Linked DNA regions of Homo sapiens: region 2 is linked to region 1. A link is a contact called in ENCODE POLR2A ChIA-PET data. All regions are on one chromosome and are shown on one strand. The core of a region is the stretch at or near the end of the contact, and the rest is flanking DNA. Distances in the headings are between cores, read along the strand shown.

The links. ChIA-PET counts read pairs that join two places held with the same protein, here RNA polymerase II (POLR2A).
Region 2: POLR2A ChIA-PET joins it to region 1 with 18 read pairs in activated T-cell. The contact joins the enhancer-like site here to the promoter of RUFY1-AS1 in region 1. POLR2A ChIA-PET finds 5 or more read pairs at or near these places in 4 of 52 experiments (Caco-2, activated CD4-positive, alpha-beta T cell and activated T-cell).

The regions. Positions count from the first base shown.
Region 1 is chr5:179,598,523-179,606,286 of GRCh38, reverse strand. RUFY1-AS1 (RUFY1 antisense RNA 1) reads left to right here and starts at 2,546. Exons shown (of 9, transcript NR_110560.1): 1 at 2,546-2,680; 2 at 3,515-3,910; 3 at 4,021-4,223; 4 at 6,189-6,214; 5 at 6,652-6,802; 6 at 6,898-7,019. RUFY1 (RUN and FYVE domain containing 1) reads right to left here. Exons shown (of 18, transcript NM_025158.5): 14 at 7,466-7,595; 15 at 4,301-4,395; 16 at 363-411. The region is part of intron 4 of LOC128966623 (a long non-coding RNA gene); the gene reads right to left.
Region 2 is chr5:179,849,581-179,857,344 of GRCh38, reverse strand. MRNIP (MRN complex interacting protein) reads left to right here. Exons shown (of 7, transcript NM_016175.4): 2 at 3,908-3,967. Among named protein-coding and RNA genes, the nearest start is that of MRNIP, 5.4 kb to the left of the region's middle. RefSeq lists an enhancer at 4,951-5,000 and a silencer at 5,543-5,702. Within about 2 kb of position 4,329, at least 4 of the 41 ENCODE cell types and tissues checked have a DNase peak (open chromatin) inside an H3K27ac peak, as active enhancers do.

The sequences.
Region 1 (7,764 bases), core at 1,297-3,796:
CTGGCCTCTGGCCCCTCACTTCAACAGAAGGGCCTGTTTTCCACTGTTTAAAGATATCCGCGGGTCCCTCCTCTCCGCCACCTGCTTCCCCCTTAGGGAATGCCCATCAGGCCTATTTTGAAAGCACAGCTGATGGTGGAGGAACTGGAGTCGGAAGACCTAGGCTCAGCTTCGGCCACCTGTCAGCATCGCCCTCAGCCGAGGGACACGTTTCTGAGCAGCGTTTGGCTTCTCTGTCAATACGTCATCACCACTGCCTCAACCACACGCTCTCACCTGACTGTTGGGATACTTAAACGTACGAGCACACGGGCAGTCAGCACAAGCTGACAGCAAAGAAGTGGTTCTTAGCAAGGCAGTACCTTCAGTGCCTGGTTCACTTCTTTTATATCTTCCATCTTCAGCTTGGACCTAAGGAAAAAAAAAAGGCCATTTCATAGCAGTGAGAGAGAGTGAGGCTCTGAATCCCTAACACAGCTGGCTCTCAGGACTAGCTTTGTGAGGATACCGGACTTGTGAGGAGACCCAGAACGTGAGTTGTTAAAATGCCTTCCGCCTCTGTACAATCCCAGAGTTGCCTCATCACACTGGCTCCCGTCTGCTGAGGGCTGAGGCTGAGCCTGGGACTGCATCTGGCACGAGAACACACTGCTTAGCCTGCAGGGGCTCAAAAAGACTTTGAGGGAGGCTGAGGCGAGAGGATGGCCTGAGGCCAGAAGTCCAAGACCTGGCCCTGTTCTGCACTAGTCTCTACCGCTCTCCCCAGCAGGAACCTGAGTCTGCAGGCTTCTCCCCGGCCTCCATTCTGCTGCCTGCTGTCTGGAAGGGGGAAGGCTCAGATGGCATAGCCATTTGTTCTTGCTCCATTCTTGTTCAGTGTCAGAACAATTCCTTTGTTTACACAAGAGACAGGACTGAACATGGTCTAAATTGGCAGAACTAAACCAAATAAAATGAAGCAGTTTGTGCAATTGAGGGAAACAGTCTGATCCTTTTTTTTTTTTTTTTGAGACAGGATCTTGCTATATTGCCCAGGCTGGAATGCAGTGGTGCAATCATGGCTCACTGCAACCTTGACCTCCTGGGCTCAAGTGATCCTCTCACTTTAGTCTCCCAAGTAGCTGCGACTACAGGTGCATGCCATCACGCCTGGCTAATTTTTGTATTTTTTCTAGAGGTGGGGTTTTGCCATGTTGCCCAGGCTGGTCTTGAACTCCTGACCTCAATTGACCCACCTGCCTCAGCCTCCCAAAGTGCTAGGATTATAGGCCTGAGCCTTTTTCTTTTTTTCTTTTTTTTTTTTGAGATGGAGTCTTGCTGCATTGGCCAGGCTGGAGTGCGGTGGTGTGATCTCGGCTCACTGCAACCTCTGCTTCCTGGGCTCAAGCAATTCTCCTGCCTCAGCTTCCCAAGTAGCTGGGATGACAGGCGCCCGACACCACACCCAGCTTATTTTCTTGTACTTTTACTAGAGATGGGGTTTCACCATATTGGCCTGGCTGGTCTTGAACTCCTGACCTCAAGTGATCCACCTGCCTCGGCCTCCCAAAGTGCTGGGATTAGAGGCCTGAGCCCCCACGCCCAGCCTGGCCTGGGTCTTTCTTAAAAGCTGAGATCAGTCTGAACTATCATCAGATTAGACTCATCTCAGTGACAAAATGGCAGGTCTCTGGGAAACACAGGCTAGACTTCGAAGGGAGGGATTAGAAAACAGCATCAGGGCATTTAGAAAAATCCCTGTGGCTTTTACTAAAGATCGGGAGGCAGCTCCTTCCCTTCCTGGTCCGGCTGCAGAAACAGGAAATAGGCCAGCAGATTGACAGGATGAGAAGAGGCTGCGCAGATGGACAGACCTTGGGAAGCCAGGTCAACAAGGCAAACTGAACATACAAGAACTCTGGGAAACACAATTTAGGAAGAATCCAGATGTTCCCAAGCCAATGAAACTGGAAACTGTTCCTGTAGCTAATGTAGGGCCTGCGAAGAGGCTTTGCCATCTCTGTCATCCGGTATAGGCTTGCAAGAGGAAGAAGGGAAGAGGGGAGAGAGCACAAAAGCAACTCCTCAGGTAGTCCTGTCTGGGTTTGCAAACACCTGATGCTGTGACACCCACAGCACTCACTGGGAGGGAATGGTGGCCAGGCAGCTCACACTGGGATTTGGAAGCTAGGTTAGCCGGTAGTGCCAGGCGGCCACAAAGTGCAACAATACATTTGTTTGTTTGTTTTTGAGACAGAGTTTCACTCTTATTGCCCAGGCTGGAGTGCAATGGCGCGATCTCGGCTCACCGCAACCTCCGCCTCCCAGGTTCAAGCGATTCTCCTGCCTCAGCCTCCTGAGTAGCTGGGATTACAGGCGCGCTCCACCATGCCCGGCTAATTTTATATTTTTAGTAGAGATGGGGTTTCTCCACGTTGGTCAGGCTGGTCTTGAACTCCTGACCTCAGGTGATCCACCCACCTCAGCCTCCCAAAGGGCTGGGATTACAGGCATGAGCCACCACACCCGGCCACAATGATACATTTTAAAGATCAGAGACCAACCACAGTTTCGAGGTCTATGGTCCACTAGGAGGGGACCTGTGACACTGCCTTGCTGTCCATCCAATGTAAAGAGGAAAACACTGGCTGCAAACCCCAGAAGCCAGCTCCACGCCAGCTCTGTTCCACGTCTGCTTCTGGTGAGTGCTCTCGGGATGCCCTCACAGCTGGCCTATGCTCTGAGCATGGGGACAGACACTGGGCCTTGCGTCCCTCAAGGAGCTCCCTGGGGGTTGGGAAGGAACGGGCCAGAGCACGGCAAGTTGACAGGCCAGACGGGAGCAGCACAGGGCACTCAGCTGAGTGGGTGGCAGGCAGGGCGGAGGGTGGGAGGGGAGGAAGCAGCGGCCATGGGCTAGTCTAGAAAGGTAAGAGGCACAGGAGAGACGGCGAGTGGCCAGCACCTGCATCTGGGAGTGGGCAGACCGCATTCCCACCAGAGACATCAGATTCCCTGACCAGCTATTTGTTTTTTTTTTTTGAGATGGATTCTCACTTTTGTTGCCCAGGCTGGAGTGCAGTGGTGCAATCTCGGCTTACTGCAACCTCTGCCTCCCGGGTTCAAGCGATGCTGCTGTCTCAGCCTCCCGAGTAGCTGGGATTACAGGTGCCCACCATGCCTGGCTAATTTTTGTATTTTTAGTAGAGACGGGGCTTCACTATGTTGGCCAGGCTGGTCTCGAACTCCTGACCTCAGGTGATCTGCTCACCTCAGTCTCCCAAAGTGCTGAGATTACAGGCGTGAGCCACCGCACCCGGCCTATTTTCTTAATAGTACTAGACTCTACAAATTTCTGGTGCAGACCAGGCTGTGCTGAGGTCGTGAGCCCCATCTCCTTGGTCATGGTGCTTATGTCAGGCATGGGTACTCGGGAGCAGGGTCAATCTCGGGTGATCCTGGCAGCTATGCACAAAGAAGAGGGAGTTTGTTCCTCTGATAGATGGCCTTGCTGAGTGCTGTTTTGCCCCTGCAGGGTCCAGACCCACCTGTGAGGCAGACAGGATAGCAGAGGTAGGAGACAGAGACCGATTCCTGATGGCTTCTTTTGCTTAAGCCACTTTGAGTTGGATTTCTGTTACTTGCAACCATGCGCCCTGACTCGAGGAGAAAAGCTACCCACTATGTTGAAAATGCAGAATCATCACACAAATGGGCAAGTTCCACAGTCCGCAGTGTGATCCACCCCAAGGCCCAGGCGTCCACAGCAACCTATCTAGACTGGGACACCAAGGAGGAGAGCTGTCAAGTCAGAGGGGAGCAGAACTACCAGGGTCTGCACCCCATCAGCACCTGCAGCAGAGACAGACAGACTCTGGCGGATGCAGTGGCCAGTTCCCCGAAAGGAAGGGGGCTGTGCTGTGCAAGGCGGGTGAGTGCACCTCTACTGTGCCAGGCTTCCGTTCCCAAACCAGCCCTGCTCCCTCTGGCCTGACTGTAGGCTGACCAAGCGATCCTCTCATTGCCCATCTGTTCCCTCAGGCCCTGGATATGAAGCTAAGGAATAGGAGTGTCCTGGTCACTAGGAATGAACGTGCTTCCTGAATTAACTAAGAGCTCGCTGACACCCCATGTGGGTAGCAGAGATCAGTGCTGGGCCCCTCTGAGGCCGGGCTTCCTGAGAGCTCATCCGTGAACGGCGGACTGAGCTCCTAAATGGCCCACCCTCCGTTCGCCAAAAGGAGGTAGGTTTGGGGCCTGAGGGATGTGGTGGGTAGCCTGGTGTGCCTGCAGTGGCAGACAAGGGGAGTGGGGTTCTTACTGGCTGAGGTGCAGGCCCATTTCCTGGAGGGCTTGTTCCTGCTCCTCGCAGATCTTCTGCAGCTCTGCCTTCTCGTCCTGAAGCTCCCGCAACTCCTAAAATGAACAAACCAACCAGATGCTGGACAGAGGATTACACGGTCCTTTTTTTTTTTTTTTTTTTTTTTTTTGAGACAGGGTCTTGCTCTGTTGCCAGGCTGGAGTGCAGTGGCACGATCTTGGCTCACTGCAACCTCCGCCTCCTGGGTTCAAGCGATTCTCCTGCCTCAGCCTCCCAAGTAGCTGGGACTACAGGTGCCCGCCACCATGCCCTGCTAATTTTTGTATTTTCAGTAGAGACGGGGTTTCACCATGTTGGCCAGGATGGTCTCAAACTCCTGACCTCGTGATCTGCCCGCCTCGGCCTCCCAAAGTGCTGGGATTACAGGCGTGAGCCACTGCACTGGCCTTTAAAAAAAAAAAAAAGATTCAGCAACCAGAGCAACAAGCAGATCAGAATGTTTTTCAAGAGCAAAAGGTGGCCAGGCACAGTGGCTTATGCCTATACTTCCAGCACTTTGGGAGGCCAAGACAGGTGGATCACCTGAGGTCAGGAGTTTGAGGCCAACCCGGCCAACATGGTGCAACCCTGTCTCCACTAAAAATACAGAAATTAGCTGGGTGTGGTGGCAGGCACCTGTAATCCCAGCTACTTGGGAGGCTGAGGCAAGAGAACTGCTTGAACCCGGGAGGCGGAGGTTGCAGTGAGCCGAGATGGTGCTACTGTACTCCAGCCTGGGCGACAGAGCAAGACTCCATCTCAAACAAAACAAAACCAAAAAAAAGAGCAAAATGCAGTCCTGTATTAATGTCATTCAAGATTATTTCTTGCTAGCTTACTCTTGACACTGGGCAGCTAAAAGGCAAGCACTCGACGAGGGCTCTGCAGCTGGGGACAGAGACATGGGACAGGATAGTTACATTCATCAGCCACATTAAAAATAGTTACCCTCAGCTGGGCGCAGTGGCTCACACCTGTAATCCCAGCACTGGGAGGCTGAGGTGGGCGGATCACCTGAGGTCAGGCATTCAAGACCAGCCTGGCCAACATGGCAAAACCCCTCCTTTAGTTAAAAATACAAAAATTAGCAGGGCATGGTGGCACATGCCTGCAATCCCAACTACTCGGGAGGCTGAGGCAGGAGAATCGCTTGAACTGGGGAGGCGGAGGTTGCAGTGAGCCGAGATCACACCACTGCACTCCAGCCTGGGCAACAGAGCAAGACTCCGTCTCAAAAAAAAAAAAAAAAAAAAAAAAAAAAAAGTTACCATCATAGGACAAATGAGGCTTTGCCTATTTGAGCTTCTTTTTAAAAGATAAACATTTTACAAAACAGATTGCTATCTCAAAAAATCTATAGAAGAACTGTACACAAAATCACACGAACCTTGCATCAGCAAAGACTAGTTTGAAAGGTGGTTTCCTGTTCAATTCTGAAAAAGCTGCTTTTTTGGAAAGCACTGGTCAAGGATGATGAAGGGGGTGACCTGGGACCTCATTTCATGGCTAGACCACTTGGAGGCTGGCTAGACCATGTGAGGAGCCCTGCACGGAGGGAGTTCCCCAGGGGGCAACGGCACTGACACCTGGGGCCAGTGCACCTTGAGCCAGTCTGTTAAGGCCAGGATGGAGACCCAGAAAGTAACTGGGGTTTCTGGGACCACTGGGAGCAGCGGTGGAGCTCGGGCCCGAGTGGCGGGGTGGCTCTCTGCACACCCTGTGCCGTAGCTTCTGCTTCCATGCACAGGCTTGCAAAGCACAAAGCTGTGGCTTAACTGGGGTTATTAGACATTGTTTTGTTCCTATTGTTGGGGCGGGCTGTAATTGTGTAATTCGAATCTTTTGACAGAAGCATTCTGAAGCAGAATAAAGGAGGTATGCCCCGTGATGAGGCGGGACTTTCTGAAAGTCCTCTTCTGCCCTCCACTTCCTCCCTTCCACTCTCCAAGCCTGATCTGGCTCTTGAGGAAGCTCTCCCTTCCCCAACAACTCCAGGCACTTTCCAATGGAAATCAAAAGGGCCTTTCCTGACTCGCTCGAATCGTGCAGTGTGTCCATTACCACGTTCAACACAACAAAATCCAGGTCCAGAAGCCACCCTGGCCCTGAAGGCCCCTCCGGGGCAGGTGCCGAGGGGAGGTCTGCTTTGGGCTCAGTTTTCCTGCAGCGCTCGGCAGCGCAGGGGCCTGAGAAGAGGGCACGCCATCCCCACGTGGGAGGAGCCCCCCAGAGCGCCCCAGGCTGCAGTCAGCTCCATCCAGGATCGCAGAGCCTCCTCCCCTCTGGGAAAACAGCCGATGATTTTACATTAGGGCAAATGTTCCACACGGCCTCGGAGTTTCCTGGGAGGTCCAGTTCCACAGCCAGACAGTGAAGGCCTGCTGGACCCCACTTCTCTCGCCCTCTGAAGCCCACAGCATCCAGGCCATGCCTCCAAGTGAGAGGGTCCTCCATGGAACTGAGGTGATGTAGGGGAAGTGGAGGGCTGGGGTCGGTCTGCTTCCCAGGGATGACCCGACCCTGGGCACAGTGGCTGAGGTGAGGCTGGCATGTGGTAGGAGATGTTTACTGGTTCCTCCCAGCTTCCTCTCCTGCGAGCCTACCACCCACTCTCCACACAGGAGCCAATGACCATCCGCAAACAGAACGGATCCTGTCCCTCCACCAGCTGCCCACTCTGGTAAAATAAAACCCACGTTCCTTCCCCTGGCTCCCAGGGCCCATGAAGGGCTTCCTCCTGCCTGCCGCCTGAGGCCGCCTCTTTGCTCCTCACACTGCTGTCTGCTCCTGCAGTCTCCACCCAAGAGGTGCTTTGCAGGGCATAACTCACTGGAGCCTCTGCTCACCGGTCGCTCCCTCCCCAGGCCCCTTGCACACGGGTGAGGACACTGTTCTGCTTTATTCTCTTCATGGCACTTGCCTCTATCTGAGCTGCCAGCAGGCTTAGTGGTTTATGATTTGTCTTTGTCTTATGCTCCTAAAACAGGAGCTCCCTAACAGCCTCCCCACACCCTGGAGCCGCCTGGCCCCCACACAAAGGGTGCGGGGAGAGGAGCCTGCCCGGAGCATGTTAGGGGTTTCTGGAGGCTGCCAGAGGCTCTCCTCTCCCGGGATGGCCCACCTCACCTTTTTCAGTCCTTCCACTTGTTGCAGCTCCATCCTGAGTAGAGAGGAAGTGTCTTTCTCGTGCTGTAATTCGCGCTGAAGAGCCTGTCTTTGCTCTTTTTCTGATTTCAATTCTTTCTCCAGGCTTGAGCTGTTTTCCCAAAATGAACTTGAGTTAGTCTCAGTGGGAGACTTTCACGGAAGATTCACAACCCAATTCACCGCCCAGGAAACAGGGAAGTCTCTGAATTGCCTCTTGAGCATCTAAAGCCTTCGGCAACGCTTCCCTCTCCTCCAGGGTCACCTGCCCTTCCACAAGA
Region 2 (7,764 bases), core at 3,080-5,579, 250 kb before region 1:
GGATTACAGGCGCGCGCCACCAAGCCCAGTTAATTTTTGTATTTTTAGTAGAGACGGGGTTTCACCATGTTGACCAGGAAGGTCTCCATCTCTTGACCTCGTGATCTGCCCGCCTCGGCCTCCGAAAGTGCTGGGATTACAGTGCTGGTGTTACGGGTGTGAGCCACTGCGCCCGGCCTCTATTTCCTTGTTTGTTTTCCTGTTTCACTCTTCCATGTTCACCAGTGTTATTTATTTATTTATTTACTTATTTATTTTGAGACAAGGTCTCGCTTTGTCGCCCAGATTGGAGTGCAGTGGTAACAATCACAGCTCGCTGCAACCTGCATCTCCCGGGCTCAGCTGATCCACCTCAGCCTCCCACGTAGCTGGTACTACAGGTGTGGGCCACCATCCCCAGCTAATTTTTATATTTTTTGTAGGAATGAGGTTTCGGCCGTGTTGCCCAGGCTGGTCTGGAACTCCTGGGCTCAAGTGTTCTTCCCGCCTTAGCTCCCAAAGTGCCGGGACTACGGGTGTGAGCCAGCGCCCCTGACCCTCGTGGTCATTTTCAACCTTATGAAATGTGAGTTGCTTGGCCCCGGTGGCTCACGCCCATAATCTCAGCACTTTGGGAAGCCCACTAGGGCAGATCACTTGAGCTCAGAAGTTCCAGAGCAGCCTGGGCAACGTAGCGAGACCTTGTCTCTACTAAAATTCAAAATAAAATAGCTAGATGTAGTGGCGCGCATCTGTAGTCCTAGCTACTCAGGGTCGCTGAGGCAGGAGAATCGCTTCAGTCCAGGAGGTAGAGGTTGCAGTGAGCCGTGTTCACACCACTGCACTCCAGCCTGGGCGACAGCCAGACCCTGTCTCAAAAACAAAGAAAAATTACTTGAAACCAAAGAGGACGGCAAGTCGGCTATGTACTACTTTAATTTTAATTGCAAGTCGGCTGTGTACTACTTTAACACGTTTAACTTCAACAACCTTTGACTTAGGCATCATTCCCATCTTAGAGACATGAGAATTCCGAAATACACGGGAATCAAGTGGTTTCTCCATCTAGGGAGTGGCAGAACCATACTATCTCAGCAGTTCCCACAATTAATTCCTTTACCAGGTTCTGTGAGTCCTAAACTTTTAAAAAGGCTTTTCTTGGCCGGGTGCGGTGGCTCACACCTGTAATCCCAGCACTTTGGGAGGCCGAGGGGGGCAGATCATGAGGTCAGGAGTTCGAGACCAGCCTGGGCAATGTTGTGAAACCCCGTCTCTACTAAAAATACAAAAAATACAGGTCGTGGTGGCGGGCACCTGTAATCGCAGCTACTTGGGAGGCTGAGGCAGGAGAATCACTTGAATCCAGGAGGCAGAGGTTGCAGTGAGCCGAGATCACGCCACAGTGCTCCAGCCTGGGCAACAGAGCCAGACTCTGTCTCAAAAAAAAAAAAAAAAAAACAACTTTTCTTACTTGTTTATATACTCATAGAAAATCCACAGTTTTATTGGTGTTTTAAGGTAGAAGCTGAGAAGTAAAATTGCTAAGTCATTACCCAGTTCAATTTTTGGTAGGTGCTCATTGTCCTCCTTAGAATCCTTTTGGATACTTCCCCCGAAAACCTCATGATTTTGTATTAGGATCATATTAATCGTATTAATGTTAATGGATCAACCTAGACATCTTTGTGGTGTTAAACATGATCCATTACGTTTCTTCAAGTAACCTTGGTATCCCTTGGTAACATTTTATTTGTTGCTGTTATAAATGGACTCTTTATCAATTATGTGTTCTAATTAGATGTCTGCTCATATAAAAGCTATATTAATTTTTGAAGGTATCTTAATTTTGTACCTAACCACTGTATTAGACTATCTGGTTTTAGTGGCTTCTCATTTCATTATGTTGGTTTTCGGATAAAAAATTATGTCAGGTAGCAGCCGGGCTGGTGGTTCATGCCTTTAATCCCAGCACTTTGGGTGGGTCACTTGAGGTCAGGAGTTCGAGACCAGCCTGACCAACATGATGAAACCCTGTCTCTGCTAAAACCACAAAGTTAGCCGGGCGTGGTGGCACGTGCCTGTAATCCCAGCTACTTGGGAGACTGAGGCAGGAGAATCTCTTGAACCTGGGAGGTGGAGGTTGCACTAAGCCGAGATCTCACCATTGCACTCCAGCCTGGGCAATAAGAGCGAAACTCCGTCTCAAAAAAATTAAAATTAAAATTAAAATTAAAAAATTGGCTTTTCTTTGGGAGGCCGAGGTCTGCAGATCATTTGAGGTCAGGAGTTATTTCAGGTATTATAATTATGTCTATAAATAATGATAGGGTTTTCCGCTCCTTTATAATTTTTATACATCTTACAACTTTCTTCTAATTCCATTGGCTAGTACATCCAGAAAAAAATGGTAAATAATAGCGGGCAACCCTGGCTTGTTCTTGACTTCCATGTGGAATGCTGGTAAAGATTCTCCAGCATTAGAGTGGGTTTTAGGCATTTTATATGTTAAGAGAGAACACATCTAGTCAGGTTTAACAAGAATTGAAAATAAATGTTACGGAATTTTTTTTAGACCCAAGTTTAACAAGAATTTAAATATTATGGAATTTTTTTTACAGCTTCAATTTGAGTCTTACGGAGTGTTTTTGTTTTGTTTGGATTTGGTTTTGCGAGACAGGAATATTATGGAATTTTTTTTTACAGCTTCAATTTGGGTCTTTCAGAGTGGTTTTGTTTTGTTTGGATTTGGTTTTGTGAGACAGCCTCTTGCCATGCTACCCGGGCTGGCCTCAAACTCCTGGGCTCGAGTAGTCTTGGCCTCCCTCGTCGCTGAGACTACAGGCTCAAGCCACTGTGCCCAGCCCAATTTGATTGTGTTTCATACAGATAGCCAGTTTTCCCAGCACCAACCCGGACTTGTTAAATAGTCTGTTCTTTTCTCACTTTTAAAGTACCACCTTTATGATTATGATACGCTAAATGTTTACACATGCTTTGGTTTGTTTCTGGACTCCTTCCATCAGTTTTTAAAATTATTTCAGGCCAGATCCAGCCCTGGTGGCTCACGCCTGTAATCCCAGCACTTTGGGAGGCCGAGGCGGGTGGATCACCAGGTCAGGAGATCGAGACCATCCTGGCCAACACGGTGAAACCCCGTCTCTACTAAAAATACAAAAAATTAGCCAGGCGTGGTGGCGGGCACCTGTAGTCCCAGCTACTCGGGAGGCTGACACAGGAGAATGGCGTGAACCCGGGAGGGGGAGCTTGCAGTGAGCCGAGATTGCGCCGCTGCACTCCAGCCTGGGCAGCAGAGCCAGACTCTGTCTCAAAAAAAAAAAAAAAAAAATTATTTCAGGCCAGGCATGGTGGCTCACACCTGTAATCCCAGCACTGTGGGAGGCCAAGGCAGGTGGATCACTTGAGGTCAGGAGTTTGAGAACAGCCTGGTCAACATGGTGAAACCCCATCTCTACTAAAATACAAAAATTAGCTGGGCGTGGTGGTACACACCTGTAATCCCAGCTACTTGGGATTTAAAAAAAAAAAATTTCAGATCCAATTCCATTTGTTTTTTGTTTGTTTGTTTGTTTTTTTGAGATGGAGTCTCACCCTGTCGTGTAGGCTGGAGTGCAGTGGTGCAATCTTGGCTCACTGCAACCTCCACCTCCCAGGTTTAAGCGATTCTCCTGTCTCAGCCTCCTGAGTAGCTGGGATTACAGGTGCCCGCCACCATGCCTGGCTAATTTTTGTATTTTTAGTAGAGACTGGGTTTCACCATATTGGTCAGGCTGGTCTCGAACTCCTGACCTTGTGATCTGCCCGCCTCGGCCTCCCAAAGGGGGATTACAGGCATGAGCCACCGAGTCCAGCCCAATTCCATTTTGTTTTAAATAATTATCTGAGTTGTATTTCTGAAATTTCATTGCAGGTAAAAAAGAGTGTCAAGTGGACATGCAAAGCTTGTGGAGAGAAGCAGTCCTTTTTGCAGGTGAGTCCTACAAAACAGAAAGCAAGTGGGGCGCAGGCCTGCAGCGAGCCCTTCCAGGGAGTCCCAGCATGCCACAGCTGGGATCATCCTCTCTCAAACAGAGTTCCCCAGACACGGAGCTCCTGCTTCCGAGCTTCCTGTTCCTTCAGGAAGTGAAATGGATGGAGCAGAATCTGGAAAGGTACTGCCATTTGATTCTTCATTCAGCAAGTATTTCTTGAGTACTTTCTGTGTGCCAAGCACAAGGGGAACAGTGGAAAGTAAGCCCATTGTCATTCTTGCCCTCACAGATGCACTTGTGTGGAAGGGGAAGAGAAACTAATGCACACATGCATCTGCATAATTTAAAACTCGGCTGAGCACAAGGAAAGGAAAGCACTGGGGACTGTGAGAAGATGACAGAGGAATCAGGGCAGCCGGGGAAGGGCAGAGGCCGTTGGTGGAGGTGGAGGTGTGGGATAGTGGGCTCAGGAAGTGGAGGCAGGCAGGGGCAGGCTGTAAATGCTCTCATCCAGCTGTTTGCAGCTGGCATTCAGTACGTCTTTTCAGTCCATCCGTATTGCCCCTCCTGAACTCTAGGACCCCAAACTGTCCTGCATCCTTTGCCTTACTGAACTTGCTCTTTTCCTGCTCCAGCCCCAGTGCCACCTCTCCCTTCACCTCTCATCTTTCCTCTCCTTCTACAGCCATGTGCTTTCTTTCTGACCTTAAACCCAAATTTGCTCCCTCTTCAGGCCTTTGTGCTCACTGTGGAGTTCCCCTCCCTCTTCTCAGTATCCTATGGAAGTTACATAGTCATGTGTTTATGCACGGATTGTCCATCTAAGGCTGTAAGTTCCGTGAGAACAGAGGCTTTTTATTTGCTGGTGTATCCGCAGCACCTAGCACAGTGCTCGGTGTTTGTGGAGTGAGTAAGGAACTGGCCCAACCTTGTTGGGCATTTAGGTTGATTTCCCTTTTGACTGTTATGCACAACTCTACCGTGAAGCTTTTCACAAAAACCTCTTTATCCACGTGACCAGCTGTTTACTGTTTACTTAGGACAAAGTCCTAAAAGTTAAATTGCTGTTTTTTGGGGTTTTTTTTTTTTTTGACATGGAGTCTCTCTCTGTCATGCAGGCTGGAGTGCAGTGGCGCAATCTCGGCTCACTGCAACCTTCGCCTCCCGGGTTTAAGCAGTTTTCCTGCCTCAGCCTCCTGAGTATCTGGGACTACAGATGCATGCCACCACACCCAGCTAATTTGTTTTTTGTATGTTTAATAGAGACGGGGTTTCACCATGTTGGCCAGGCTGGTCTTGAACTCCTGACCTCAAATGATCCACCTGCCTCCGTAGACAAAAACATTTCATAATGTTGGTGAGTGCCTTCACCTGATATTTTTTATTTTTTTATTTTTTTTTAGACGGAGTCTCGCTCTGTCACTCAGGCTGGAGTGCAGTGGTGCGATCTCGCTCACTGCAAGCTCCGCCCCCTGGGTTTACGCCATTCTCCTGCCTCAGCCTCCTGAGTAGCTGGGACCACAGGCTCCCACCACCACGCCCGGCTAATATTTTGTATTTTTAGTAGAGATGGGGTTTCACCATGTTAGCCAGGATGGTGTCAATCTCCTGACCTCGTGATCTGCCCACCTTGGCCTCCCAAAGTGCTGGGGTTACAGGCGTGAGCCACCGTGCCTGGCTGATATTTTTTTTAAAAAAGGGAAAAAAAACACTTCAGAATGGGTTCAGCAAAGTTAAAAAATAAATAAATAAATAAATAAAGTGCTGGCAAGGTAATGAGATCTCTTAGGGAATCCAAGGGCAGAACTTCATCCCCGGTCCCTTGAAAAACTAGCCCCAAGAACTGAAAAGCTGCCAACAAGCCAGACATCAGCTTTTCCTGCCCATCACCCAGCTTCTCCCTATATCTTTACTCTATTTTCTCCTCTCCTTCCCTTTCTGTTTCTCCCCAGACTGTTCAGTCAGATTCTCTGCTCCAAGTCCATAGAATCTCATTCCAAGCCAACTGGAAGAGCTGAGTCTCAATTATAAATTCCTAGGAGAAGCAACCTGGTTGGCCCAGGCTGACTCGGATGCCCACCTCTGGTCCAGTCAACTGGGATTGGGTCTCAGAAGAGAGGGGCTGGCTTACCAGGTAGGCAGACACCCCACATGGTGAGCATGGCTTGTTTGAGATGTATATATTTCTACATTCTCCTTGAGGAAGCCTTCTTACTCCCCTCAATGCCTCTGTGCTGTGTGTGGTATGTGGTGTATGGCTGACTAGGCCACAGTAACAAACACACCAAAATTGTGGTGGCTTAATACAATAGACGTTTCTCTTGCTCTCATAACAGTCCTGGGAAGATGATAAGGTCAGCAGGGCGCTGCCCTTGATGTGGTTGCTCAGGGATCCAAGCTCCTGCCATCTTGAGCTGCTTCTATTCCCTGAGGCTCATCTGTAGCTGCTTCTAGCCACTGTGCTTCTAGCCACTGAGAAGGGCAGGTGCTTGGAGGAGCTACCGAGAGGCTTTGAGGGCCAGGCTGGGAAGCAAGTGACAGTGCCATGGAAAGAGGCTGGTTTCGTGGCCACCCCTGACCACACGCACACTGGAAAATGACATCTAGTTTTCGGGAAGAATGCGCTTCAGTATCCATCCAGCAGTCCCTGCCCTATGGAAGAGCACACCGCTACTGGTTATGCCAGCCTGGTCTTTGCCATTTCCCCCTCCAGCTACTCTTCTCCGTTCTCAGGCGAATGTGCTCCAAACAGGACTGCACTCCCTACGTGTCCATTACAATTGCTTCTGTCAGCGTCAGCAGTGGTCTCTGTGTTGCTAAAAACAACGGTTGGTTCTCAGTTCTCACTTGACTTACTAGCTGCCAGGCACTGGGAGTCCACCAGAATTCTGTGCTCACGGGACATCAAGAATGCTCCTGCCAGTGGGGTGTTGAGGAACACTGGACACGTATAGTGTGTGTGTCTGATCACAGATGTGCTCCATTGTCCCAGCACACTTCACTTAAAAAACACAGGTTCAAAGGCCAGACTGTTAAGAATTTCAAGATGGCGACAGCAGAGCGGCTGTCACACCCTGAAGCTGATTCTGCCTGTGCCATAGCAGGACGCATGCTCTCAAATTCCATCTCGTACCATCTGCCTGTGCCATAGCAGGACGCATCCTCTCAAATTCCGTCTTGTACCATCTGCCTGTGCCATAGCAGGACCCAGGATCTCAAATTCAGGCTCTTAACATCTGCCTGTGCCATAGCAGGACTCATGCTCTCAAATTCCATCTCGTACCATCTGCCTGTGCCATAGCAGGACCCGTGGTCTCAAATCCCGTCTCGTACCATCTGCCTGTGCGATAGCGGGACCTGAGCCCTCAAATTCCGTCTCGTACCATCTACCTGTGCCATAGCGGGACCCGTACTCTCAAATTCCATCCCGTACCATCTGCCTGTGCGATAGCGGGACCCGAGCCCTCAAATTCCGTCTCGTACCATCTGCCTGTGCCATAGCGGGACCCGTACTCTCAAATTCCGTCTCGTACCATCTGCCTGTGCCATAGCACGACCCATGGTCTCAAATTCCATCTCTTACCATCTGCCTGTGTCATTGCAGGATCCATGCTCTCAAATTCCGTCTCGTAGCATCTGCCTGTGCCATAGCAGGACCCATGGTCTCAAATTCTGTTTCTTACCATCTGCCTGTGCCATAGCAGGACCCATGGTCACAAATTCCATCTCTTACCATCTGCCTGTGTCATTGCAGGATCCATGCTCTCAAATTCCGTCTCGTAGCATCTGCCTGTGC